Regions from separate parts of the Homo sapiens genome. Here all the other regions are linked to region 6. Evidence: chromatin loops called from intact Hi-C (ENCODE). Cell type or tissue: Calu3. All regions are shown on one strand. Region 1 has its middle 32 kb from the start of FIGNL1. Region 2 overlaps COBL (cordon-bleu WH2 repeat protein). Region 3 overlaps GRB10 (growth factor receptor bound protein 10). Region 4 overlaps IKZF1 (IKAROS family zinc finger 1). Region 5 overlaps GRB10 (growth factor receptor bound protein 10). Region 6 holds the start of ZPBP (zona pellucida binding protein). Region 7 overlaps COBL (cordon-bleu WH2 repeat protein).

Region 1 (4,000 bases), 330 kb before region 6:
AATTTCTAAACTGAAGTGAGCCATAATTCAAACATTAACTAAATACAATTAAGAGTAAAAGGCTACCCCAGATGTGCTCTGACTGGCACAACATCTGTGAGTCCAGATTGGCTGCCTACCCTGGCTTCATGGCTGTGTACCCCAGCTTCTGAGGGTTCTCCTGAGATGTTCAGGCCTTGCAGAGTCAGCTCTGAAGGCCTCCTGGGGATCTGGCAACATTCTCCGTAAAGCTCTCAAGTCAAGTGCAGTTTCAAAATGATTTCATCCCAGTCAGATACCTAAATTTTTAAAGCAGCTTTGTTGAGGTATAATTGAGACACAATAAACTCTACCTGTTTAAATTTGATAAATTTTAACAAATATATACACAGATAAAACCATCACCACAATGAAAATAAAATCCACATGCATAACCCCCAAATTCCTTTGTGTCCTTTGGAAATTCTCTTCTCCCACCTATGGCTCTTCCCCCAACCCAGGCAACTACTGAACTGCTTTCTTGACCTAGACAATAGTTTTCATCTATTAGTATTTTATATAAAGAATCTTTTTTGTCTGGCTTCTTTAATGGAACATAATTATTTTGAAGTTCATTCATGTCATTTTATGCATCAGTATTCATTCCTTTTCACTGATGAGTAGTGTCCCATTGCATTGATGTGTCATGGTTTTTATCCATCCATGTTGATCGATATTTGGGTTGTCTCTGGTTTTTGGCTATCACGAATAAAACTGGTATCAACAGTGCTGAATGATTTGCTTGAATTTAGTTGCCTATTCAAAGATACAAGTGATTCATCACAAGAGAAGTAAAGGCTTCTGGTGGAAGATGCCTTGTTTCACGGAGAGAGAACAGGAAAAGAAAAGCGTGTGGAAGAGGGGTGCGGTCTAGAGACTGTGAGGAATGCCTGTCTTCCCCTCAGTTGTGTCCTCGCCACAGTGCTGCTCCTGGACCTCCCTGTCTGAAAGCTGAGCCCAACTCACTTCTAAGTGAGTCAATTTTGATAAGTAGATGACAAGATCTAAGTAGCACTGAGGGTGTGGGAGTGAATGGGAGGCTGAGGGGCCCAGGGAAGGGAGCTGCCTTTTTCCAAGACGTCCATGTGCTGGGCCTTATGTCATTCCTATGCCATCTCATTGCATATTCGCAGCCTCCTTTTAAAGCCGAGATTATTATCGTCTAACTTCATAGGCAAACATGAGGGCTTGCAGACAGTAAATAACATGCCCAAGCCCACCTGACTCACAATTTGCAGGTCTGGAATTTGAGCCCAGGTCTCTTGGCTTCCAGGGCTGTTTTCTTTCCTCCACCCTCTCCAGGACGGCCTCTCAAGCTGTGGCACGTGCAGGTGGCAGACAGCAGCGACAGCCACGGTTAAGAGGCCAGCGGGGGAGAAAAAGTGCATTCTGAGCTGGGTTCTTAGCACATGCAGGGTTCTTACACCCCTTGTTCAGGCCTGGGCGAAGCTCAACTGAGACAGGGAGGGTCCACATGCCAGAGTAGGACAGGAGCATCCATCCAGGCCAGAAGGGTTCTGGGCCACAGAGTGATGGTCTCTGTACAGCCCCTCTGGTGTGGGAGATATCCCTGCCCTGCATGTTAGCAGGGTTTATGCAAGAATTGATGTGAGTAGGTGCAATAGCTGATTTTAAGGATAATTTTGAAGTCAAGCCCTAAGCAAAGAATCAACCTGGGTGGCAGCCCCTGTGTCTACCCTTAACTTGGTAAGTGACCTGGGCAAGTTCCCTGCTGGCCCTGGGCTCAGCTTCTCCCTCTCCCCACGAGGAGCTGGGCTAGGCCTGCAGGGGCCAGTGGTGCAGCGCCTCCTCCCTGGAAATGGCATTGGTTAACTACATCCATTCTGGCCAGCCTTGCGTTCCTTCACCACTAGGTGGAGGGCATCTCTTAGGTTTCCCCACTGCTCCCTGAAGGCCTTGGAGGCGGTCTTAGCCATCCCTCCATGAAAACCACCTTAAATTTTGACAGCTTTTTAAGGAATTCCAACTTAGATGTTAGGAAATATTCAGTCAATTCATTTGCCCAAAAGCTCAAATTTTGAGTTTCTTCACTTTCTATTTTCCTATTTCAATATATTGTACTTTTTAAAAAAACTTTTATACTAAATAAATTGAACTTTAAAAATGTTCTGGCCTGTATTTATTACTTGGGAGATTTCCAGCAGAATTGCTTTACTGATGCTTGCCTCTATGTGAAAAGTGCTTTTGATCTCTTTTAAGTGAACTGTTCTCTCTTGCTTCAACCAGACACAATGAAATAGTGGAGATGTGGGAGAGAGGTAAGGACTCGTTCTTTCAGCTGACATGTTTTTGAGAATTCTGTTACCCCCAAGGGTATTCATAAGGCCTCAGCACAGAGCAAACTATTCTCACAATCATGCCTGATAATGAATTGATCACCTTGGGCATTTACCAAGTGCTCTCTTCACATCTCTTATCTCATCGAATCCTTCCTACTCCTCTTACAATGAGCATTTTTTAGTCTCTGCTTTTATAGAAGAAGCAGGCGAGGCTATTATTGGCCATATAGATTCCCCACCTGCACCACAACATACACAAACTATCCAAGCATAGTTTGGAATTAGGAAAGGGACTTGACCTTATTTAAGTGTCCGTGAGTATAGGAGTGGTCAGACTTTCTCAAATCCTGCATCTAGCAGTAGGGACCCAGAGAAGCCTGCCTCATTCAGGTGGCTGTGTTGGCTGGCATGGTTATGGGGGCCATGCAGGGACATCCCCAGCCTTCAGATGGAACCTTCCAGAGCTGTGTCTTGCCTGTGCCTAGAGTCCAGTGGAGGCCAGCACCCCTCCACTGAAAAAAGAATCTGAAGACTTCAGCCAGGCTGACTTGCCCTGGGGTTGCTTTTCAAGTGGAGGTACAAGGACAGAATCAGCTACAGAGAGAGGGAACCTGGAAAAGCAAATGACTTCCAGAAGCCCCGGAATCTGCACAGTGTGTGAATGTGTGGAAATAGCAGCTTTCACAAGGAACATTTCTCTAACTGCAAAGGAAATTAGGCAAGCAGTTTATTTAGGAGAAGCAGAAGCAAGAGGAAAGTGATTTGCCTTTTTTTCCTCTTTTTCTCCTGAGAGGAGGATGATCCTGCAACAATCTACCAGCAGGGCGTAGTGAGTCCTTCCCTATTTGCTGGAAATCCCACCCTCCTGCTATTGCACGTCTCGGTTTCTGTTTTGTAGGTTGCTACTGGCAGGAGGGGACTGGAAGTCACAGAAACCCAAAGGGCTCAGACTCATGAGAGACAGAGTGTGGAGCTAGGAGATCCCAAGCATGTCTCGGCATACAGGGAAGAGAGCCAGCATGTCAGCCCACACCTTGAAAGGGACCAGTGTGCCTGCTTGAGAAAAAGCACATGTCCTCAGGCAAGTGACATTTCCCTCTCAGGCAGAGTGAAGGGCCAGGTCGAAAAAGAAGAAGTGAAAGTTGCTGCATGCTTCGAATACTGAAGGCAGCCTTCAGGATTTAGTACCCCAGGGAAGACTTCTTTGGGGAAGCTGGGAATGAATGGTTTACTTGGAGAGGGAATTGAATCTTTTCTGGGCACCCCCCTCACCTTGTGCCAGGCACTGTGCTAGACCTTGGGGAGCTCCAGGGAGCAAGGCAGGTACTGGCATGTCATCAGCACTTCCCGACAGAGCCTTCTACAACAATGGAAACGTCTGCTTCCACATTTGTGCTGTCCAATATGGTGGGTACAGTCACATCTGCTGATAGAACACCTGGAATATGGCTAGTACAACTGAAGGGCTGAAGTTTCAATTCTATTTCATTATAATGTAAATTGAAATAGCCATGTGTGGCTAGTAGCTACTCTGTGGAAAAGCACTATTCCACGTAGACCCTTGATGTGGGGAAAGAAAGAAACACACTGTGCTGCAGGTTCTGGCGTCATGATGTTCCTTCCAGGTGTGAAATGGTTGCTCGGTTTCTCTGAGAAGACAATCAGGAAGTAGGATCGCTGGG
Region 2 (4,000 bases), 1.0 Mb before region 6:
ACAGGGAAGCCTTCCTGATTTGGTACACGTTTTAGAAACAATCATATTTATTGCACAGGAATTGTTCCCTTTTTTGTTTTGTTTCTGTGTCCTGTAGTGGTGCCCTTTCAGTCGGCACCCAGACCTGCCCCATGCACATCTACAGCCGAGTTTCTCATTCCTTTCCTGATCTAGTCCATGGTATTATTAAAATGCTCATTAACAGAATGCCCACTTAACACGAAATACTTGGTTTCGTTTGGAGAAATCCATTTATCTGGAGGAGGGCTACACATAAAGTATCACTCTTGATGAAGTATAGAAAACTGAACTTATAAGTCAGTTATTCAAAATGTGTCACCACATAAATTATGGCAAATTTTACATGTGCATTTGAGAGGGAAAAACCTTCCCTTTTTCATTAGGATTGTATTATTTTTATAAGTTGGAACCTCATTTTTCCCTGAAACTGTATCTAATTGAGTTTGCCTCAGCTGAAATCTCGCATCTGACCGCAAGCAGTCACACAGACACACACACACGCATGCAGATTGAGGCATGCCCTGTGAACATCCTTTCCCTGATGCTCTTCTCTGCTGCTGCCAAGCCCCCACTCCTTGCTTTTTAATTCTGGTCAGTCACTATGCTGCACATTATGACTTAACTTTTCATAACATTCTCTTGCCTTATCCTTCCCCTTTGATGCCCTTCCTCTTACTTTTCCTCCTCCACCTGCCCTGATGAAGTTTGCACCATGCACTGCATCTCTCCCTCCCCCTGGCTTGGCTGGAAATGAGCTTCTGCGGTCTGCTGTGGCCACTGTCACAGGATCCTGCCTGCCTGAGGACACACATCGCATGTCATCCATCTTTGAAGCACCCCGGGGCTCATTTCCTTTTAATTTACAAGCTTTTCAGAAACTTCTGCCTTTCTGAAATTGTCATTGTTAAGCATTCTAAACATTCAAATGCCTGGCAGATGGTCCTGCTTCATAAGACTGAAATACTGTCTGATAGCTCACCTTCAATCATGTCTTCCAGTTATGTTAAGGGAAAATAAAATACCAGCTCGGGCGCTGTAGCTCATGCCTGCAATCCCAGCACTTTGGGAGGCCAAGGCGGGTGGATCACTTGAGTTCAGCAGTTCGAGACCAGCCTTTCCAAGATGGCAAAACCCTGTCTCTAGTAAAAATACAAAAATTAGCCGGGCGTGGTGGCACGCTCCTGTAATCCCAGTTACTCAGGAGGCTGAGGCAGGAGAATCCCTTGAACCAGGGAGGCAGAGGTTGCAGTGAGCCCAGACCACACCATTGCACTCCGGCCTGGGTGACAGATTCTGTCTCAAAAAAAAAAAAAAAAAAAAAAAATCAAATACCAGTTGGATACTCTTTGTTTGCTCATTTTAAGAAAATGTCTTGCCAGGCGAGAAACCATCAGAGAGCTTGTGTGACACGGTATTTTGTTGGCTGAAGTATGCATCCAGACCAAATAGCTTCTGCCACTTTTCTTCTTCTAAATACTTAAAATGCCATCCCCCAGGCATTCCATGGGGTACTTGGCCAAAAAAGAGCGATCATTTCCTACTCGCCTCACCCTCTAGAAATGAGATTCCTAAGTTCCATTGTCCTGCCCATTCATGGTGATCAGTTCACATGAAGCTGGCATGCTTCATGGTTCTTTCTTTGCCGCTTCCTCGGAATCAGTGCAGGATTTCCAGGATGCCAGAAGACAGCTCAGGATTTGGCTCAGGGATTCAGCTTAAGGAGTGTCTGTCAGGAAGGCTGTGCCCTGAGGATAAGGAAATGCAAAGACAAAGACAGAGAACACCCTCTTGGGAAGGAAAGTTGGCCTTGCCCTTACCCAAGACTGTGCCAGCCACCACAGATGAGAAGCAGCATTCTCCCCATTCTCACCTCACCAGGAGCTTTGACAGACCTGAGCTGCTCTGCCCAACAGACCCCAGGGAGTGCCCGTTCGCCTCATCTGGTTTATGTCACATTGTTCTGCCTTGAGTCCTGTCAACACCTGTATCTGAAGAAAAGCCAGTGTGGATAACAGGTTCTGGAATCTTCCCTCCCACTCGATTCTTTAACAAAGCCTTAAAAAAAAAAAAAAAAGTTGTAAAGCCTTTCAAAAGGGGGCAGCATCGTCTAAGGAGAGGAGGCTGCAGGCAGCAACAGGAACATATTTCTAGTTTCATCTTTCTAGTTTATTCTATCACTAGGGAGCTGAGCCATCCTGAGTAGCTCTGTCTGGGCCTCAGTTTTTCTAATTTATTATATCACTAGGGCACAGAGCCATCTTGAGTAGCTCTGTCTGGGCCTCAGTTTTTCTCACCATCAAAACAGCAAACATCATGTCCTTCTAAGAGGATCTGATCCCATTTAGAAGAGCCTCTGCTGAGAGGATTGTTGATTGCCAGCTCAGAGTATACTTATTGTAACCAAAACATATCCCTTAACCTTGAAACAGAAATCAACATCTGAATTCCTCAATAGCCATGTCAAAAGATCTACTCAGGCTTTTAGTAGACTTGATTAAATGAGTCAAGGTATAATTGTATTTGTAGGATGGACACCTTTGAGAAATGGAAACAAAATGACCATTTCTCTTTTTTTTTTTTTAAATCGATTTAAACAGAAAGATTTCAGGTACAGCATCTCCTGTTTGTCCCTGGAAGTGTATTGTGCAGTACAGTAAGGGGTTGAAGTACACCAAGCCCCTTTTTGTTGTATGAACAGATTGATCCATCTTAGGCTGTGTGATGGGTGTGCTCGTGAGGCAGCTCTGTGAGGATATCTTCAAGAATTTTGGCAAAGGGAAATGGACCATGGCAGTCTGTGCTGACTCGAAATAGGGATGTTTACGTTGAACATGCTCAGCTTCTTGTCTGGTACTGATCTCTGATCAATTATAAGTCAATGAGCGAGGGAGACAACGTGTTCTCTGCGGTACCTGTGAGCCCTGAAAGTATTCCAGGAACACCCTGCACTCTCAGTGCCCTATCAGGTTCTATGGGGCACTTGTGCTGTCAGGGCCGTGCCCCTGCTGCCTGGTGCTAGATCTGCATAGCTCCTTGTCCCTGTCAGTGGAGTAGTGTTTTGTCGTCACAATGAAAGTCAAATAAAAGGAAAATAAGCTTTGCTGAGATGAGTACATTTTAAACAGAAGCAATCAAATATGTACATATATATATACGCACACACACACCCATGCATACATAAATGTTTGTGTGTGTGTAAATTTAAAATTAGGACCCATGTCAAAAGCACTTGTGGCAGATGATACTGGTTTTATTTTGAGCTGGCACTCAGATCTGGAAACGGTTAGCTTCCTCTTCTTCCTGTCTTCTCTCCCCAGATGCGCGTATGAGAGTCAAATCACTGATGTTTTACACTGAATGTAAGGAGTTAATTGGCTATCAGTGGTGTGGTGACATGGACACAGAGAGTTTTGCATTGTCTTTGGTGGGCGCCATTGAATTCGACTATCCATTGAATGACAGCAGCTGGCCTGGAGGAAGTTTAAATCCCACCAACCTAAGTCCCATGAAGCCTGAGATAGAAGGTTCTGTTTGCTTAGTTTTCTTTTCTGTTATTCATTGCTTTTTCTTAATGATTTATCTGGTTGCACTTGCAACTCCTGAGAAAATTTGATAAGATCATGACTGCCAACATCTGTGGATTTTGGTGCCAACCTTTGGTGAGAGCTATGACTCACTTCCCTACAAAAAAAGAACTTGATATTAAAAACATGTATATATTGACAAGCTTGGACAGGAAATCAAACCTCTCTTGCAGGCAAGCAGTGGCCTGTCCCTCATGAACTTTGCCACTTTGTAGCAGGAGACAACCAAGGAAACTGGGATAATAGGGGGGGCCAAGCTGTTTTGACTCCAGACTGCATGCATTAAGCTCTTGGTTTTCCCTTTGACTTCGTATTGATATGAGTCAGGACTTTAAAGGACTCAATACTTCACAATGTTTTCCTCCCACATTATTCTGTGGATTGCTTTCTAAATT
Region 3 (4,000 bases), 580 kb before region 6:
CAAATCATTTAGTAAAGTGAATCCAGTGTCATCTTTAATCCCTAAACAATGTAAAGAAGACACTAGATGGTGCTGTAAACTAAGAAATGTATTGGTGAAGGTGGTGAGATGGTGCTAGAAGTTAAATCCTCTGTCCCCGGAGTTTCTCTGTCCTCTTTGCCTTTTCCTAGTCAGCACACCTAGCCTGCTGCATGGAAGACATTTACTCGTGATGATTTATAAGCCCGATGCAAATGTGTTTCGCTGAGTTTATATCTATTTTAAAACTAAGCCAGCCTCAGTTTGCTAATGACAGTGAAACTAGATGAGATGTGAATTTGAGATCAGACAAGCTACTCAAATATTTGGGGCAAAGTTAATACCCAGTTTTGGACTGGGTTATTTAAAGAAGGAAAATAACTATTAATAACATGATTGACAGCCATGTTGTTTGACCTATATTTGTGCAGAAAATACATTCTTATAAATCCGTCTGAAGTGAAATTTTATATATAAAATTATTTTTTTCTTCACCTTTCACTATTCCTCCCAGTGGGGCAGCCCCATGGAAAATATTTTGGCGTCAAGTTAACATTAAATAGACAATCTGAATATTCACTGCGAGAAGCATTTGTTTACTTGTTTCTCCCACTTCTGTTACGTGGCAGAAGGCCTTTCACAAATGGGTGATTATTGATCCACTTGGATTCATGGGACCAGACAAGAATTTTGCAGTTGACCACACCCACAGAGGTGGCACACAGAGTCCTTACTGAGGTAGACCAGCTGACAGAATAAACGCCATAGGGATGCTTGTAAGAACTCAGTGTGATTTCAGTCGTATCTTAATGTAGTAATTAAAAAAAAAATGGTGTAGAATATGAAAAATTGTCTTCTTTTGAATCAAACCTTTAAAACCCCTGTTTGGAAGATTTAACTGTCGCTCTTCGTTAGAATTTAGTGAAGCTTACAAGTCAGAGAACCATAATTGATTTTATTATCTAAACAGATAAAATGCTAATGAACCCCACAGGACATTTTACAGTTGTTTCTAAAGTATGGCATTTAAAATTTCTAAAAAGTTTTATTTTTGCTGTAATGGCTCTGGAAAGTATGAAGGTTTGAAACATCCAGATAGAGTGGTTGGATTCAGTTTATGAAGATTATAACCTATTGAGTTACCAGATTGACCTGGCTTTGTTGAAAATATTCATGATTGAATGTATTAAAGTAGAAAATAGTTGTACAAATAATCCACCTCAGAGGAGAGTAAAAGCATTTTGAGGATATGTGTTGTGTTTATATTTTGGCATCTGTTACCTTATATTTACTTTGAATAATGACAGAATTACTTTGCATTTGACCTAATTGCAGAGCTATGACCCAGGAATGATCTGGTTGACTGACAGAAGGCTTAGCAGGAAAAGGACAGGAGACCCCGGGGGCTGCTTGCCTGGGGAGCACAGCCAAGGGGCTGTTAGGAATGCATAGAGAGAAATAACTGCACATGAAAATTCCCCAGAGGGAATGAAAACATGTTATTTTCCTAGAAGAGAACAGTCTCAGAGTAGGAACTGTACCACTGTTTTTATTTCCAAAGCAGGATTAAAAGCCTGGCATTGAATTGGCAGAGTGGCCCCACAGCACACGTGTATGTGTGTGCAAGTGTGTGCATGTGTGTGGACATGTTCGCACGTGTGCACGTGTGTGGCATTGAGACCAACCTGCATCACCCAAGACTGACTATACTTAACAGTGAACTTTGTGTTTTGGCCAGTATTGACTTTTAGATGGCCCACTGAGATAGAAATATTGAGCTGTTAATACGGTAAGTTAAGAGTGGCGCTCGTGCTAATTGTTTTGCAGAGCTTCAATTAAGCAGCTATTCCCTGTCAGCTAAATAGGAGTGTAGGAGATGAGTGGGTGCGTGATGCATACGTTCTAGAACTTTCCTGAAGCCCCAGATTCGTGGTCTCCACTATAACTTTTCCTCAAGATGGATGCAGCAGTCTCAATAAATACAGAACTGAGGTCTTGTCTTTGGCAGGCAGAGTTCTCTGGACTGCAATTTTCGCTCCAGCAGTTGGCAGTGAGGCTCTCCTCTCCCTGAGGCCACAAGCCTTCTGGGCCTCGGGTAGCTCAGGCAGGTACATGCCTGCCCCTCCAGGGGTCCTGATTTTTTGCCAACCAACTCTTCCCCACCCCACCTCACCCCAGCTATGAGCAAGAGTTCGCCTGCTGACTCTGAGTGTTCTTCCTTGTGATTAATTATTGATTATGCAGTAATTATTAATTATTGATTCAGCACTTTGTCCTTTTAATATCTGGCCAGGATTAATATTTGACCACTCACAACCTGAACCATGGCAACATCTCTCTTCTTCCCTCCTTCCACACAGATCCTGGGCACACAGGGCCCTGCTTGCTGCGTCTCAGCTGCTGATTTCACCCAGTCCGCATCTTCGGATCCATCTGACCCCTGTTTTTCTAAGGCAACCTTCCTCTTCCAGCCTGATGCTCCCCAGCCCCTGCCCTCTCCCCTGGCCCTGGTTTGAATGTGGCCTCTGTTCTTCCAGCAAGGGCTGTGCTGGCCAGGCCTCAGTGATCTCATCGCTGCCATTTCAGCAGCCTCCCTTCTGTCCTCACCCCTCCCTTCTATCTGTCTGTCTTCACCAGGATCTTGAGCGTGATCTGGCTAAACCCTGCTCCTACTGTCCCACCCACTCCAGAAGCCCAAGCACTACCCCCGGGGGTGACCCTGCCCACTCCATACCCCCTCTGCACTACCGTGGTTGCCCAGGACTTCCCTCCCTCATTGTTGTTGTTTTGTTTCCTTATGTCTTGTCTTGTTATGCCCTTTAGCCTTGAGAGATGAGGGGAGCCCTTTAAAACAAAGGCCTTCCTAACCAGAGGGCAGAGTGCCCCTCTGAAGCTTCTGTGAGGAGCACACACCTGGTAGGAGAGAATGAGGGATGCAAAGCTTATTTTCAATACCGCTTATGTGACCTTGGGCAGGTGATTTAATTCTTCCAGGCCTATTTCCTCAGCTGTTAAGCCAGGTTAATAACGATCACTTTTTGTTATTTTGTAAGAAATAGATGAAATAGGGCTAATAAATAACATCTTCCTGTTTACTGTGTGCCAAGCTGTGTTATAAAGCAGATAATAACTAACCTAGTCCTTACAACCCCCCCCCCCCCCCGGTGGGGTGGACACTATTGCTAAGCTCATGTTAGAGTTGAGGACTCTTAAGAAATAGGAAGCCCACGTCCTGGGCCCTGGGCCCAGAGCTACTAGGAGCAGGGCAGGGTGAGCAAGTTTGCAAGTGCCGGTCTCTGCTTTCCTTCCTACCAATGTAGCCTTTGGTAGGAAGAGGGTCTTGCTGTCTGTGACCCTGTGTGTTAAGTGGGTGTAACTTGCAGCTATTCTGGGAGCAGAAGAGAGGACGAATTATGTGAGCTTCCATCATTATTTGCCATGATGTCAAAAAGCGAAAAATCTAAAAATGCAGAAGAAAGGAGTCAATATTATTAGAATGTATTGGGTTACACGTACAAAACTCACTCAAATTAGCTTAAGCACAACAACAACAAAATTATTGTATGGATGCAAGAATGTTTTACCAATCTTCCCTGAGCAGGAGTGCAGCCAGGCCTTAGGAAGCACCGGAAGCTGCACAGCCCTAGCTCCTGGCTCCCTTTCCCCGTCCCACCCCAACCCCTCCCCATCTCCATGTGCTGGGTTGTAGCCCTAGGTCTCTGTTTCTCTGGAGAAACAGACCCATTAAATAGGCTGTATACAGAGAGAGACACATGTGTTTTAGGAATTGGCTCATGACACTGTGGAGGCTAGCAAGTCCAAAATCTGCAGGGCAGGCTGGCAGGCTGGACATCCAGGGAAGGGTTGCAGCTCAGGTCTGGAGGCAGAATTCCATCTTTCCCCTTGGAGGCCGGTCTTTTTCTTCTATTCAGGTCTTCAGGTGATGGGCTGAGGCACTCTCACATGAGAGAGAACAATCTGC
Region 4 (4,000 bases), 280 kb before region 6:
CCATTCAAGGAGTGAGGAGTTCAGGGCCTTTGTCCCACAGACCTTTTCCTTTACCTAGAAGAAAAGAACAAGTGGGTGTTGGCCTGTTGATGGCAGTGAACACATGCAGTTGTGACGGAGGCTCTGCGAGAATGTGAGTTTTGTTGGCCCTTCATTTTGAAATCCATCCTCCTGAAGAAGGCAATGACACCAGCTGATACTTCCACTAATGAAGGAGGAGGTTGGGAAGGAATGACTGGCACTTACTGAAGCTGAGCACCTCCTGGCAGCTCCATAATACCCCGGAACCCATCCCAAGGGATATGCAAGGCTCCTGCTGAATTCTGTTGAAAATGCCATATGAGAAATCCCTTCAGTTTCTTAACAACTGCCACTCCTTAAATGGTGCTGATCATACCTGCCCTAGAATCAATTCCATGAACCCGCCTGCCCGATTTGCAGGCATTGTGCTTGGTTCAACCCCATGGATGCTGTCTCTATGGAACATTTGCCAGGGCCCGAGTTGCCTGGCCGTGCCCTTCTGTGAGTTCCTAAATCGCTCACTCCTTCCTCTGTTACTCGGAGCTGGAACTGCTTAGCTGTGGTATTGCTTCAGTGAAATGGTACATCTCCCTGAAGATAGGAAAGATAGTTATAAATATTTTGTAACCCCCCACCCCATTACTTAGAAAAATGTCAAACTCAGTAAGGTGCTGAATTGAACTGATTAAATATAGAACATGAAATGGAGACTGGTCCTCTCTTTCTCCGGAACACTCTGGCTCATGCCCACCGTGGGCTCTTTCATTGACTGAGAGATAATGGACAAGAGCCCAATTTTATTACTCAATAAATGTGACAATAAATATGAAGAGTGGATGTTTTCAAACTCCTAGTCAAAAGCTGCTTTCCTTCCCAGATGCTATTTAAAGTTGGGAAAAATTAAAATCTCATTGACCTATCTTGGAGGGCTTCTATGTTATTGGCACCCAACAGTACTAAGAGAGACCCCACACCCCTGTATGGAAGGTGGACTTTGGTAGATAGACAAGTTTGGATTGAAGAATCTGGAGAATCCAAGGAACTCAGATGCCAAGAGGAGCCAAGAGGCCTGAATCTGTGCCAGGCACTGTATGTGCTCATGGATAATTAAACATTTTTTAATGCATAGGTATAATGTACACTGTTAGTCCCCACCTGACCAATGAATTAAGCTTCCTCTTCATTTCCCTTTCCTTTTTAGAATGTGTCTTCATATTTACTGAAAAAGTAAATGTTTGGTACTCAGAACGCATTTTTCCATTGAAAAGATAGTCCGAAGTAGTCACTCTAGTGTGAGTTTAGGCCATGTAAGCTTGAAATGCTCAATATTTTACTTGAAAAATGGTACAGAAATATTCTTGCAACACTGGTGACTAGCAAGTAAAAATCAAATGAAATGGAAATATTTAAGATATATCTTGAATCACGGTAATTAAATGAAAATTTGAGGTGAAGAGAAGATATATATATAGATATTTTTGTGTTGCCTCTAAAAGAGATTTATAAAACTTTTAAGCGTTTTAAAGTTCATGGAACCATTTATTATAACTTAATATCATTTAAAATGTAGAAGGTTGTTTTCGTCCCACTAGGGTATATTATTAGAAAATACTTTTTTCGTTATTTGCAATTTAAGGCCTTTAAATGGAATGAAGTCAGGGAGAGAAAAGAAAGGCAGAAGAGTAAACAGATAAAGAGAATAAAAAAAAGAGCAATAGGCATTTTCTTTCCTCCAGCAACTACGGACACAAACTGGAATAAGGACAGTAGAGGGGGTGAAAGGGGTTGTTTTTAATTTTCAAGAAGAAAAGAGGTGTTGAGGGCAAAGGGGGCAATTCTTCATCATGACCACAAGGTGGTGATATTGGCCCAGAACAGTTTGGTTGCTGTTTTGCGGGGGAAGGCATCAAGACCAAGTAGCCGCTTGTGTGAGAAGATAGTCACAATTCCAACACTGGGGAGAGTGGGAGAGAAAGAGAGACACCAATACCTTATGGACACATTTGCATAAATATAGACAGAAAGCATATCCAAGTGTATATCATCTCTTTTATAAAAACTGTAACTATCATAACATTAACACATCTTCACATGCAGCGATTCTTACAGACTGAAGGCTTCACTGAAGGGTCTGCTTCAACATATGCTCTGGCTGACACCTTCCTCAGACTTCACAGAAACATGTTTTAGGATGCATTAGCTTACTCTCAAGTGCATTTGACTTCTCAAAATACTTCAACAATATGATTCTTCAAATCAATATCATTTCTCTGTCCAATACCATAATGTTTTATATGTTCATATAAGCTCACGTGTAAACAAATACACATATATAAGCATTTACAAGTACATACATATACATCTCAAAAAGTAGGTATCAAGCTATTGCTTTAAAGTGGAATCAAAGGAATATCAGTAAAAGAAAGATTTCTGTAACTTCTATAGGCTGGAAAAGTAGCCAATCTAGTTTGTGAGCAAAAAGATGTACTTTGATACTGTTAAATTCCTTAGACACCAGATAGTTTTTGATAACCAGGATGTCAGACACCTGTCTTTAACTGTTACTGGCACTGTTCAAATTAGAGCCTATAATTATAATTGTCACAGTGTTAACAAATGCGACCTGTTTTCTGATGTTGCTTTATAGTATTAGAGGATTTACTAATACAGGTCCTAAGGGGATTATCAACTTGTATGGCTTTAAATATTCAGCTCTCTATACATTTTCAAAAGCACTCTCTGTTCTTTAAAGTACTCATTTGAGGATGTTACCCAAATATATTTATCATTTATCAGCTCAATATCTAAAAAAGAAAAATGAAATTCACATCTGTTTTTGGTTTAACAGCTCAGATCAGAGAAGGTCCTGCGGGCACCAAGCAGGAACAGTACGTTGGCTCCAGCAGCGATGCACCACAGAATAACGGCCTGGAGGCCTGCAATTTTCTCTTCTCAGTTCTGAAATTAATACTCCAGAACCACAGATGAAGAGCATATCTCCTTCTCCTGTCCCACAAAATTGTAAAAATTATCTTGAAACCATGTTCAGTTCTTTGTTGGTGACAGAAAATATGGCCATTTTATCCTCACACTCAATAAAAAGGATTACAGGAGTAATCTCAAAGCTGTCCAGCAGCATCTGCGAAGTAACAATCCCATCAGTGCTACTGTGACTCCAACCCTTACTGTTACTCCACTGCCATGCTCCCAGGACACCGCACAACTGCCTAGACCTTCGTTTTGCACTTTATGGTATAAATACCCAAAAATGATATGGTAGGTGTCTAACGAATAGAACAGTGAATATTTAATGTATCTCGGGGGTTGATGAAGGAACATGCACGTACGATATTTACATGATAGGAGATGAAGGCATGCTTTTGTTTTCCAGAAGCAAGGCATATACTTACGAGAGAAAGATTTGGGAATTATTGCATGGAAATCCCTAAAGTCATCAGCCCCATATGTAACTGCAATAAAGAAGGCAAAAAGAAAGCTGGGTTGTGATACCAGGAGAGAGTATAGTCAGAGTTTAACAGAAAGCATTACTTTTTTTTAAAAAAGAACGTTTTATTACTCAAAACCACTGTTCAGCTACTCATCTGCTATTGCTGGCCCTTCTATAGGCAACAGAAAAGTAATTACTCATGAACAGGACCACAATCCCCTCAGGTGTCAACTCACAGCATTATATCCCATAAAGTGGTTTGGAGCAATTACTGATGGGTTCAACATCTTAGAGGGTGCAGCCCCAAACATTCTAGAACTGTGAGAAACCATTCAGCAGCTCCAGTCCAAACACTCGGCTCCTCGCAGAGCATCTCCTGGGACAGCACGTATCTCCACAAAAGTGCGTGTTTCTTAATGAGCTGATTGCATCGCAAATGTTCTTCATTCAGCTTTTTCTTAGGAAGTGTTCATAGAAAATTAGAAAATGCAGCACATTGGGTGGGGGAAAAATTCCTGTTTTCCCCAACCA
Region 5 (4,000 bases), 540 kb before region 6:
ATATATATTTTTCCACCCATTTACTTTGAGTCTGTAGGTGTCTTTAGCCGTTAGGTGGGTCTCTTGTAGGCAGCAGATGGCTGGGTCTTGTTTTTTTATCCAGTTTGCCAGTCCATGTCTTTTAAATGGAACATTTAGGCCATTTATGTTCAACATTAATATTGGTATTTGAAGTGTTATTCCTGTCATAGTGTTGTTAGCTGGTTTATTTGTAGTCTCAGTTGTGTAATTGCTTTATACAGTGAGCTTTGTCTACTTATGTATGCTGTTATGATGGTGAGTATCATCCTTTTGTTTCCATTTTTATAACTCCTTTGAGAATTTTTTTGTAGGATTTGTCTAGTAGTGGCAAATTCCCTCAGCATTGGCTTATCTGGGAAAGGCTTTATTTCTCCTTCATTTTTGAAGCTTAGTTTGGCAGAATATAAAATTCTTGACTTACGTTTCTTTTTTCTTAAAGGAGGCTAAAAATAGACCCCCAGTCTCTTCTGACTTGTAAGGTTTCTGCTGAGAAGTCCACTGTTAGTCTAATGGGATTTCCATTATAGGTGATTTGACACTTCTATCTAACTGCTTTTGAAATTTGTTCTTTCATGTTGACCTTGAATTAATCTGATGACCATTCTTTGGTGAATGTGCATCTTCTGTAGTATCTCTAATGGGTTCTCTGAATTTCTTGTATCTGCATATCTACATCTCTAGCAAGTTTGGGGAAATTTTCCTGAATTATTTCCCTTAAATATGTTTCCAAACTTATTTTTTTTCTTCTCCCTCAGGAATACCTATAAGTCCTAGGTTTAAATAATCTTACATTTCTCAAAGGCTTTATTCTTTTTTAAAAAATTGTTGTTTCTTCTTATCTGGGCTAATTCAAAAGACTAGTCTTCAAGCTCTGAAATTCTTCTGCTTGGTCTACTCTATTGTTGAAGCTTTCAACTGTTTTTTGAAATTCCTTTAGTGAACTTTTCATTTCCAAAAGTTGTTGTTGTTGTTTTGTTTGTTTTTAATATATCTATCTCATCTTTCATCTCCAGAATTACTCTTCTGGTTTTTTTGTGTTGGTTTTCAACTTTCTCTTGGCTCTCATTGAGCTTCCTTACACTTCATATCTTGAATTCTTTATCTGTCATTTCAAAGTTTTCATTGTGGTTAGGAGCCATTGCTAGAGGGCTAATGTGGATGTCACAACATTGTTTCTTCATGGAGCTGGAGTTCTTGTGTTGGTTTCTTCTCATCTGTAGAAGCGGTCACTACTTATTTTTGAATTTACTTTCATTTGCTTGGTATTTTTTCTTCCCTCCCCCACCTTGAGGATGTGACTGTTCTGTATGTTGGTTAAGTTCCTTTGTCTTGGCTTCTCTGTAGTTTTAGGGGGCCAAGGCTTTTATGAATTACTTGGTTATAGATAGCTTTAGTGTAGTGGTTTTCTCAAATGCTAGTTGTTTGTAGGTTGTAGTAACAGTGTGCTGGACCAGTGGTCAGACTCACTGTCTCCTACAGAGAAATGGGGAGGTGGAGGTTTCAGGAGGCTTATCTCATCCCCCACCGCTGTATACTGTCAGCAGGAATTACTTTGAGTTATGCAGTTCACCCTACAGGCCAGTAGGTGGCGCTTGCAGTTGAGAGGCAGTTGCAATAATAGCAGTGGAATTTTTGGCCTTTGTTGATGTGGGGAAATACCAGGGTTTCCCTGGCCATGGGCGGGATTCCCAGGGATCCCGTCCTGCACTCTGCCACCACCCTGGCTGGGGGCGGCAGAGCTGGGTATGGCTGGGTCTGGCAAGCCCGTGACCAGGCTCTCCAGGGCAGGTACAAGCACCAACCTTGGCGGGGGTCTAGGGACACCTCTCAGGCCACTGGGACAACCCTCTAGTGTGCAGCACAGTTGCCTTTCCTGCGCAACAGAGTCTCTTCAGTAGGAGGAGCAACTGGGATGCTTAGCCCAGCAGGTAGCCCTGGAGACTGCCAGCTCACACTCCCCCAACCCTGTGGTTCTCCCTCCAGCATCCAGCCCTAGCAACTGGCCCAACCAGCTAGGCTTCTCCCAAGTCATCCGCACTGCCCTGAGCTCCTGGTACTCAGGACCTCAGGACTCCCTGCAACGGAAACCAAGGCTATCAGGCCACACCCTTCTGGGTCTGGTCTCACTAAGGGTGGGGCACCCGGCTCCCATGCCACCCCTTGAACCTGCGCCACACTCTTTGCTGTGTTCAGACAGTGGGGGCTCCTCCAGTATTTGAAATCAGGCCACAAGTCTCATCTCCATAGCCCTGGGCAGTGTGCTGCGTCCTGGGGAGCTGAGACCAGGCCTCAGGGTCAAGCCTCAGCTGTGGTGGGGGACACTGAACTGCTCCCAGGCTAACAACAAAACACTTCAGGTGGGACAATGCAGGCTATTAAGCACATTTTTTTTAAGTAGGTTTGAGTCACTATAATTGAACAGGATTATTATGCGTGTTCTCTTTATGGTGAGTAGAGCCATATAATCATGTGTAGTGCTTCAGTTATCCCTTATATCAAGAAATAATATCATTAATTTAAAACAGAACTAAAAATAATGGCAGAATTACATTCCTTTTTGGTGAGATTAATTTAGCCTACCCTGGTTGGTTATGCCCTAGTCTGAAGTAAATGTAATTTACCCCAAACCTCCAGGCTTCAGGGTCTGCCCAATTTGAGGCCTTCAGGGCCACATGGAATCAAAAGCCTTTTTGTGTGAAGCCTTGGAGCCCACCTGGTACACGCTGGGTAGTGGGTTGCAGTGGAGAAGAAAGGCAAGCAGAGCCAGGGCGGGGAGCCCTGGTTAGATCCTGGCTCCAGTACTTTCCACCTCTGTGACATCGGGCAAGCTTTCTGCCTTCCAGAAATAGCTCCACCTCCTGTCAAAGGGGCAGAGACATGTGCGTGGAGTTAAGGCTTCCTTTGCCTTCCTGGCACAGCAGTCTTCCTGCTTTCTCCTCAAGGCCCCTCGGAGGCCAGGTAGGGTAGGGTAGGTCACCCAGAACAGGATTTCATCCACATGCACAACCTCATATCACGTCTTCGGGACCTTTTGCCTGCTTTGATAATTTCTCTTACCCTGTGAATGCCTCCACTTGGCCCTGTGATTACAACCTGGCTTCTCCAAAACATTTACCACGAGTATTTACCAGAGTTACTAAAAACTCCATTTTACATTACATCCTAAAAGAGCTTTTGAACTAAAAAGTATGCTAGATCATAATTAAGCACTGGGATGAAACTGGTCGCAAGAGCTGCTGGCCCAGAAGCCCTCAGATGTCTCGGTTTCTGTGTGAAGGTCTCAGGGTAGGTGTGGATCTCGGGTACTGTGGGTCAGTGTGTGCACCCTGGAGGCTGGGCCGTCTGTCCAGGGACATCTTATGCTGCAGAGGGCTCGAAGAGGACAAAGAGAGTGCCCCATTTGCTATTTTTACAAGGCGATTACTGCTGAGCCTTGAGCAAAGACTCACAGCCAGTCAGGAGGTCTTTTGGATGCAGTCATGAGATTCCCTGAGCCTGTAAGTTATCCAAGAGCAAGGTCTAAGACTGTGGCAGGAAGCAAGAGTGAGGGTCTGTGCTAAGATTGACAGCAAGGAGGGGCCTGAATGACTCCCACACACACAACAACCCCGTGGGGGCCACTGAGACAAAAAACCAGGTGCCCCAGAGTGGAGTTTGGGGCCGTGGAGATATAATGATCTACCTTCAACTCCAATTGTTCTTAAACTTCTTCCTTTAAGTTTGCAAAAAAAATTAAGCTCTTGCTTTTTTGTCTATGCAGTGAATATGTAAAAAGTGACAACAGAAAGTCTGGGAACAGTGGAACCTTCTATTAGCACTTCAGGGCTTTTATAACGGGATTCAGTGCCAAGCCAGCCAGAGGCCTGGGTAGCTTTGCAAACCATTCCTCCCCCAACTAACTCTAAAAAGACAGAGTTTCATGCTGTTGACATAATTATGCCCTCTTTAATATTGCCGTTTTATTTTTAAAAACAATTTG
Region 6 (4,000 bases):
AAAGTCTTTACAATTTTGAGATATACTATTAAACAAGTGAGATTAAATTAGGTGGTTAGGCTGTCAGTTTTAAATCCTTCATCCAGATCATAGCATATCAAGTGACAGTTTTTAGTCCACCCATGATCACTCATTTCTTCATATCAAAAGTGATAACTCACTTGTAATTAGGCATTCTACATTTAGTTGCTCAAACTTCATTCTTCAATGTATTTAAACCAACTGCTTAAGATTTATTTCTATCACAGCTCTGCTCCCATTAAGTAAATCCTTCCAGCAGCAGAAAAGTAGAGGCATGAGTCTCTTTCAATTTCTCTAAAACAAGTTCTAGCTATAAATGGCCTCTTAGGCTGTGTATGGGAAAATAATAACCCCCATAACTTTGTACTTAGAATGGATCCTTTACAAGAGACAGATTAACAAGAGAAAAACAGATGTTTATTAATATATTTCATTTATATATGAGGAACACCCAGAGAATGAGTAGTTCTCAAAGAAGCGTCTTTGAATTCCAGCTTGTATAGCATCTTCAACAAAGACTAGGAAATTTTTAGAGATGTGACAAAGGAAAAGGACTCTGAGTCTCTACAGGCAGTAACTTGGGCTAAGCAAACAAATAGCAGACAAAAGATGGTTTAAAAAAAGCTAATATTAATTCCTCTGATATCATTTCAAGGCTAATGAGGGTCTGACGCTGTCTTCAGTGGTTAACCTTTGTTCTCCCTGGTAAAGGAGTGGGGCAGGATACCTTTTCTCTTTCTAATCTATGTCTTGCTTCTGGGTAAAAAGAGGGCAGGTGGACAGCTCTCCTGCATCTGCTGGTTCTTGTCTTCAGGGCAGCAATCCTTCATATTTGAGAAGGTATATTCTGGTCTCCCACACAGGATAGATGGTTTTGTATGTTTTGCTGAATTTAGGTGACACTATAAGATGATCTTCCGGTCTATTTTAGAAAGTAAATTTCATCTATGGTTATTTCCTCTGTCCTTCCATCAAGCTTCTTTCTGAGGCTAAAGGCCTTACTTACCTTTAATTCCCACTAAGTGTGTATTGCATTTATCTCCCAATTAAGTTCCACACATCCATAAAATACTATCTGCTGACATTACTAGATCAAAGCAGTCCACTGAGGGCTTTACACGTCTTAACTCATGCATTCTCACTATCTGTTGTTCGAAACTGGGCCCCACATCTACCACCTGGCTCATAAAAAGGGCTTTTCGATCATAAACGCTATGCAAAGGTAAAAGCACGGGATTTGGGGCCCAACGATTCTCTCTCAGCTCTAGGATCTTGGACAAATCACTGATGTTCTTGAGGATGCCCTGCGTGGCTGTGTTGTCCTGAAGGCCCGGGGGCTGCACAGCACAGTTGGCGCGTGTAGGCCCCACCAGCTATGTGGAGACACAGGCTGACCCCTAGTCTACCACCCCGGCGGAAGTGGGAGCACGTCCATCAGGTCCGTTGTTCCGGTCCTCCGCCCGCCAACTTCCGGCTGCAGGTGGGCGCGCGTTGCCTAACGACCTTCCGCGCGGACGGTGGGCAGGCGACGGCGGCGTGTGGATGGAGGCCTTCGCCCTTGGCCCAGCGCGGCGGGGCAGGCGGCGGACCCGGGCCGCCGGCTCCCTGCTCTCTCGGGCCGCCATCCTCCTCTTTATCTCCGCCTTCCTGGTGCGGGTGCCCTCATCAGGTGAGGGTCCGCGCCGCCCTGCCGGCTCCGCAGGGACAACCGCAGCTTCCCCCACTCTTCGAATTGCCTTTTCTTGTGTCACGTGCATCCGTTTTATATAGAGACACCTTGCTCACTAATACGTGACAAGAAAGGCTTATTTTTTATGGAAGTCGTACAAAGTCACTCTGCATTTGCATAGAGGAGTGAATGACAGGAAATTAAGGTATAGATGGATCACTACGTCACCCACAGTTGAAGTTTTACAATTAAATTGCTTTGTTGATAAACTCCCCAATTCAGTCCATGGGTCATCTGCCAGGTTTGCATTTCAGTGTGTGAACTCTGTAATGATGAGATCAGTGTCTTTCAAATAGGCAACCTGCTGCTTTCAAATTATCCGTGATGGTGGAGCGCCATCTATTGGTTTTAGCTGTGAAATACAGGAAATAATGCGATTTTAAAGTTTTGACCTCTAAAGAATTGAAGTACTTTTCTATACTGTTTTAAAAATACATGTAAGATACTGATGAACAAACACTGACGAAGGATGTGAAAGTTTAATTGAACTGTTATTTAACTAGAAAGGTTTTGGCTGCATTCTAGACTCAAAATTCTAGACCCAAAATTGATAAAATCACAGAGATTTGCTTCAAATGAAAAAAGTTGTTCAAATAAGGAATAATGAAAAAAAGAAGTCCTCCAAGAATATAAATGTAAAAGGTTTGTGGAGGTAGGTAGGGGATAGGGGAGGAGAAAGGAAACAAATGGAGTGAATAGAGATTTAAAAATCAAAGTCCAGGCATCAGGAATCCAAAGATTATTCTTCTATAAGTATATGAATAGCCGATAGCCATCAATTGCCATGTAGGAGAAAGATGCTTCTTGGATATGGGTCGTGGTCGTGTATTAGGTGTGAAAGGGTTTTTATTTTAAATTTTTACCTGGTGATCTTTTGATGAAATAATAAGATTAGACCTATGAGATATAAGAAATAGAATAAGCAGTTAGTATCTTGTAAGTGATGAATAGTGAAGGCCTCTTATATAGCATTTTACAATTTATACAGTATTCTCATTTTCTACAGTAACTGTAAGGATGGAATTATTATTAGTCCCATTTTACATATAAGAAAACTGAAGCTCCTAGAGTTTAAAGTGATTTTCCTAAAACCAGTAAGTGGCAGAATTAGGATTTAAACTCAAGTCCTCTGGCTTTGATACCACATCCTTTTCTTTGCACTTTGCTATTCCTGTCTGCTAAAGGCTATTTGGGTATAATGCTTTATTGCATTTTTATACTGCCCCTCACACTATTATGCCCATCACATTTGCTCATTTAACAATGAAGACTATCAGAATATGTTTCACAATTATTATTTAATATTTACAATGTGCAAGGTATAGTGTTTGATACTGATTCTTGATAAGTTAACATAAACATTGATCCCACTATCAATGGAGCTTATAATCTAATAAGGAAAATGGTATGTGTGTATCAAGAACTATAGTATAAGCCGATGTCTACAAGGGTTTTTCTGATATTATCTTCTAGAATTTTTATAGTTTCAGGTCCTAGATTTAAGTCCTTAATTCATCTTGAGTTGATTTTTATGTAAGGTGAGAGATGAGGATCCAGTTTCATTCTTCTGCATGTGGCTTTCCAATTATCCCAGCACCATTTAGGCAAAGATTTCATGTCCAAGAACCCAAAAGCAAATGCAACAAAAACAAGGACAAATATGTCGGACTTAATTAAACTAAAGAGCTTTTGCACAGCAAACGGAACAGTCAGCAGAGTAAACAGACAACCCACAGAATGGGAGAAAACCTTCACAATATATACATCTGGCAAAGGACTAATATCTGGAATCTATATCTAGAATCTACAAGGAACTCAAACAAATTAGCATGAAAAAAAACCCCAACAGTCCCATCAAAAAGTGGGCTAAGGACATGAATAGGCAGTTCTCAAAAGAAGATATACAAATGGCCAACAAACATATGAAAAAATGCTCAACATCACTAGTTATCAGAGAAATGCAAATCAAAACCACAATGTGATATCACCTTACTCTCGCAAGAATGGCCATAATCAAAAAATAAAAAAAAAAATAGATGTTGGTGTGGATGCAGTGAAAAGGGAACACTTCTACACTGCTGGTGGGAATGTAAACTAGTACAACCACTATGGAAAATTGTGGAGATTCCCTAAAGAACTGAAAGTAGAACTACCACTGGATCCAGCAGTCCAACTACTGGTGTCTACCCGGAGGAAAATAAGTCATTATATGAAAAAGGTACTTGCACACACACGTTGATAGCAGCACAA
Region 7 (4,000 bases), 1.1 Mb before region 6:
TCCTTCCCTTAGTTCACTGTCTGGGCTGTGAGAGGCACTCCTTTTGTGTATATCCGGTGATAAAATGTAACACTGATCCATCTCCTTGTGAATTCCTTCCTTCCTTAGCTTAGCGCTTAGCTTAGCACTTCTTGCTTTACAGGAAACATTGCAGTGAGTATTGGCTTTATTGGTGCTCCCCCTGCTGGCTGTTTCTATGTCTTTGTGCAAACAGGGTAACAGCTTCAGCTTCAAGTCATAGTGAATCTCTGATGAGCACAGAGGCTTAGCCTGGCGGAGGCCGAGGGCAAGCCTACATCATTGGGGTGTTAAAGCCGAGCTTTCAATTCTGGCCCAGCATGCAGAACCTATCTTCACTTTCCTCATCTGCTAAACTGCCCACTTTGTAGGTTCATTGTAGCGATTAGAAATTATATAGCTCATCTGACACTCATAGGAAATGTTCTGAAATGGTGAGTAAACCTGACCGGAGCCCTCCAGAAAGTTTGCAGATACTATTATGTATTATTTTTTCTTGAGAAAATGTAAGTGGTTTATTATGTCTGTAACTTGAAGACTCTATGAGAATAGATTTGCATTAAAAAAATCCTAATGTAGATGGTCAAAGAAATTTGATCTTCTCTGGAAAAGTTAGTGAATTTCTTAGAAACTGAAGTTTACTCTGTTCCAAGATATATCTTCACTGTCTTAATCAAAGGGCGCTTGAATCATAGCAAATATTCTCATCTTTCAACTAACTTTAAGTAGTTTTCCTGGAATTTTACATTTTCCAGAAAACACTCCTTTCTGTATCTGTGAAAGAAAGTGTGCCTCAGGCTGTAAACTGGGCTGCACTGGACACCTGCGGGGGACTCTGGCTTAGTGGGGACATGGTCAGTATTGATTTTCCTCAAACTCAGCCTGTGTAGCTGTGAAAGCATGGAACAGATTACACTGCAGTTAACGTCATCCCACACATCTGGACTCCAAGACACGGGGAGGTCACATAGTCAGTTGTGGATGCCGGTTAATGATAAGGTGTGAGTTAGCTCTCGGGTCTCTGTTTCCTAAGTCACACAAACAGCAGTGATAAACTGTGCTAACGGATGAGACAAGGTACCTGAGTTAATTTGCAATTCAGCACACAAAAATGGAAAAGAAATTATTATATCAGTCTGATAAAGTGCAAATGTTCTGATGTAGGAGTAAAGTGACGTGGGTTCTAATCCTGGTTCTGTTATTCACCAGGACAACAGACCAGTCATTAGCAGGCCTTTCTCTGAAGAATGAACTTTTGAAAGTAACTGGCCTTTTATGGGCCCTGCTTCTTGGTTTCTTGGTTTTTTAAAAAATCCAAATTCTATAAATTTGACCAATCTAAAGGTATTACTACATGCTTCATCAGATATCTCTGCATTTCTTGATACCATAAAGTTAAAGTTCTTCTGGTAAAAGAGTTAAAAATCACTGCCTTATAAAACAAGCAAACAACAAAATAAACCTGTCTGGAGACATTTTGTCCATTTGCCCTGTTCAGGCAGTGACAGAAATAGTGTCATTATAGTGTTTCACAGATGGACGGAGCTTACATTTGAAGTGATTTCCATAGCAAAAGCCCTAAAAAAGTTTCCAGAATTCGTGTTGAGTGGCGTTGTTTCTGATGGAAGCCTCTGCAGTATTGGAGGCAGGCATTTACAGGGAAGCCCACCAGTAAAATAAAATTTTCAGAAAAAGTTATTAAAAGCTACATTTTAAAGGAAACTCCATAATTTCAGCTGCCCTGAGTCCTATGCTTACAGAGAGCCTGCATTTCCACCCAGCTGATCCGGGTCTCCAGGGGGATTACAGAGAACTTGCAAATGCGGCCCAAAGCATGTGTGGAGCTGTGCTGCCACAGGGTGGCAGTGTTGTCACACACACAGCAAATCCCCTCGCGAGCTTTTCTGGGCCTGGAAAAGCTCAAATCTGTTCTGTTTTTGGAGTGTTCATCAGTTGAGAACAGGAAAATGTGTTCCGAGGGCTGAGCCACGTGTTTATGAGGTAGAACTAATTTTTGTTATACATCAGTTGTGTAGAGATATTTTTAAAATTTAGCTTGTACCTTTAGAAAATGCTTTATAAGGCAGAGGTTGCAGTGAGCCTCGATTGCGCCACTGCACTCCAGCCTGGGCGACAGAGTGAGACTCCATCTCAAAAAAAAAAAAGCTTTATATTCAAAACAAAATAAATTGCATATGGCAGGTTTTAAGAGTAGAGTAGGAGAATCATGTCCAGTGCCTACAAGTCTAACAGAGTTTCTTGTTCCTTGTTCTCCTGAGCCTTTCTCAGTATCTGCATAGTTCTTTTAAAGGTTGTATGATCTTCTGTGTAAAGGGAAAAGCGTGGCTTTTGTTTTTGTTTGCTTGAATTTGGATTCTGAATTATTCACATACAGTTTGTGACCTCTTAGAGCCTTGTCTTCCCGTGTGTACCGTGAGCTCATAATCACCAGCACCCAGCATTCTTATGAGGATTAAATGAGTGCCAAGCACAGGAAGGAGCTCACAGCTAGCACTCGATGAAGGTTGGCTCGGCCCTGTTGCTCATTGCTTCTTTTATTCTGGTATAAGTAATGTGAAAGTCACTTTATCCCAAAAGCCTTTTTTCATTTGGGAGGTTTTCTTTATGAAAGACACCTGCAAATGTATTCGTGAATCAAAGGATATGACAACTTTATGGCATTACTGCATTGTTTCCCTTGATGACTGTGTCATCAACAACAAATAACAATATGTTATTATGGCCACTCAACTCTCCATTTCTGATTCAGAGCCTTGTGTATATAAAACTCCTATCAACTATTGGAAAGTAAATAGACCTTAATGTGTAATCTAGAAAAATCATTCTAAGGTTCTTTCCATACCTATTTGACCATTAAAAATAGGCCAGACATGGTGGCTCATGCCTGTAATCCCAGCACTTTGGGAGGCCGAGGTGGGTGGATCACCTGAGGTCAGGAGTTTGAGACCAGCCTGACCAATATGGCAAAACCCCATCTGTACTAAAAATACAAAATTAGCTGGACGTGGTGGCAGGTGTCTGTAGTCCCAGCTACTCAGGAGGCTGAGGCAGGAGAATCACTTGAACTCGGGAGGCGGAGGTTGTAGTGAGCTGAGATCGTGCCATTGCACTCCAGCCTGGGCAACAATAGTGAAACTGTCTCAAAACAACAACAAAAAAATAGTTTTAAAAATATTCTTATCATATGATCTCTAATGCAAACCTGGAACCCATCAGAGGAGGGTTTTGGTTTTAAAGCTTTGATGAATTTTTTTCCCAGAGTGTTCGATTCTTACAATGGGAGTAGTATACACATAGATCCTGAAGAGTTGATAAACAGGGCCTAATGCCAGTACCAGTTCTCGGAGGGAAAAAAATAAATGTAGATTTTTCACCACTTGGCTGAAAATGTGATGTTTGTAAGGATACTGAGGTAGAAAACGTCCCTTTCAAATACTGGTTTTCCGTATGTTCCCCTAAAACATGACTATTATTTCCACTGTCTATGTTTCCTTTCTGGCCTTCCCCTGCTCTTTGTCAGACAAGTATAAAACAAGAATCTCACTTGCCTGCACATGGATTTAAGTTGCTTCAGAGACCAGAGAAGGTGAGAAGCAGAGCTCTCTGTCCCTCGGTATCCTTTCCTGTCTAGGAGATGACATCTCCGCCATCACAGTGCCTCGGGCCAGAACCCTGGGGTCCTCTTTGCCCCCTTTGCTCTCCCACTCCACCTGCAACCCTCATAGCGTCTGTCGCCTTCAAGATACATCTAGGATCTCACCACTTCACACAGCCTGGCCTTGTCACCTGGCCCAGGCCTCCTGGCGGCTCCACTTCCCAGCACCTGTGGTCTCCAAAGCCTCCTCCCCACCTCCCTGCTTTGCGCCCTGCGGTTTCACGCGGCATCCAGAGCGCAGCGCGCGCGGCCGCCAGGTGCGCGCGGCCGGGGGCTGCAGAGAGCCTGCAACGCCGCCCCCGCTGC

What was found. A loop is a pair of places that touch in the nucleus more often than their neighbours do. Peaks named below come from ENCODE experiments on the same cell type or tissue, not always from the same donor. Only the 100,000 strongest peaks of a DNase experiment are listed, where the experiment ranks them.
Region 1: it touches region 6 in a loop (10-fold over the local background); 38 of 110 quality-filtered maps call a loop at or near these places.
Region 2: it touches region 6 in a loop (16-fold over the local background); 7 of 110 quality-filtered maps call a loop at or near these places.
Region 3: it touches region 6 in a loop (6-fold over the local background); 22 of 110 quality-filtered maps call a loop at or near these places.
Region 4: a loop joins it to region 6, with 14 times the contacts of the local background. A loop is called at or near these places in 13 of 110 quality-filtered maps.
Region 5: a loop joins it to region 6, with 11 times the contacts of the local background. A loop is called at or near these places in 12 of 110 quality-filtered maps.
Region 7: a loop joins it to region 6, with 11 times the contacts of the local background. A loop is called at or near these places in 41 of 110 quality-filtered maps.

Annotation. Positions count from the first base shown.
Region 1 is chr7:50,416,102-50,420,101 of GRCh38, reverse strand. No RefSeq gene overlaps it. Among named protein-coding and RNA genes, the nearest start is that of FIGNL1, 32 kb to the left of the region's middle. RefSeq lists an enhancer at 3,424-3,503. In Calu3, a CTCF peak has its summit at 1,845 (motif pointing right); a DNase peak (open chromatin) is centred at 1,861.
Region 2 is chr7:51,139,729-51,143,728 of GRCh38, reverse strand. The region is part of intron 5 of COBL (cordon-bleu WH2 repeat protein); the gene reads left to right. Among named protein-coding and RNA genes, the nearest start is that of COBL, 180 kb to the left of the region's middle. In Calu3, a CTCF peak has its summit at 2,118; DNase peaks (open chromatin) are centred at 2,118 and 3,728.
Region 3 is chr7:50,675,517-50,679,516 of GRCh38, reverse strand. All of the region lies in intron 5 of GRB10 (growth factor receptor bound protein 10), which reads left to right. Among named protein-coding and RNA genes, the nearest start is that of GRB10, 110 kb to the left of the region's middle. In Calu3, no CTCF peak of the experiment used is centred here; no DNase peak of the experiment used is centred here.
Region 4 is chr7:50,367,497-50,371,496 of GRCh38, reverse strand. The region is part of intron 3 of IKZF1 (IKAROS family zinc finger 1); the gene reads right to left. Among named protein-coding and RNA genes, the nearest start is that of IKZF1, 65 kb to the right of the region's middle. In Calu3, a CTCF peak has its summit at 1,911 (motif pointing right); a DNase peak (open chromatin) is centred at 1,899.
Region 5 is chr7:50,630,703-50,634,702 of GRCh38, reverse strand. All of the region lies in intron 7 of GRB10 (growth factor receptor bound protein 10), which reads left to right. Among named protein-coding and RNA genes, the nearest start is that of DDC, 67 kb to the right of the region's middle. In Calu3, a CTCF peak has its summit at 1,608 (motif pointing right); DNase peaks (open chromatin) are centred at 1,622 and 2,022.
Region 6 is chr7:50,090,758-50,094,757 of GRCh38, reverse strand. It overlaps ZPBP (zona pellucida binding protein), which reads left to right and starts at 1,512. Exons shown (of 8, transcript NM_007009.3): 1 at 1,512-1,690. The coding sequence starts at 1,564. LOC124901630 (a long non-coding RNA gene) reads right to left here and starts at 1,479. Exons shown (of 2, transcript XR_007060321.1): 1 at 1,028-1,479; 2 at 417-943. RefSeq lists silencers at 1,419-1,578, 1,659-1,708. In Calu3, CTCF peaks have their summits at 1,870 and 2,070 (motif pointing left); a DNase peak (open chromatin) is centred at 2,057.
Region 7 is chr7:51,159,093-51,163,092 of GRCh38, reverse strand. The region is part of intron 5 of COBL (cordon-bleu WH2 repeat protein); the gene reads left to right. Among named protein-coding and RNA genes, the nearest start is that of COBL, 160 kb to the left of the region's middle. RefSeq lists an enhancer at 1,767-2,061. In Calu3, CTCF peaks have their summits at 210 (motif pointing left) and 1,881 (motif pointing right); DNase peaks (open chromatin) are centred at 182 and 1,882.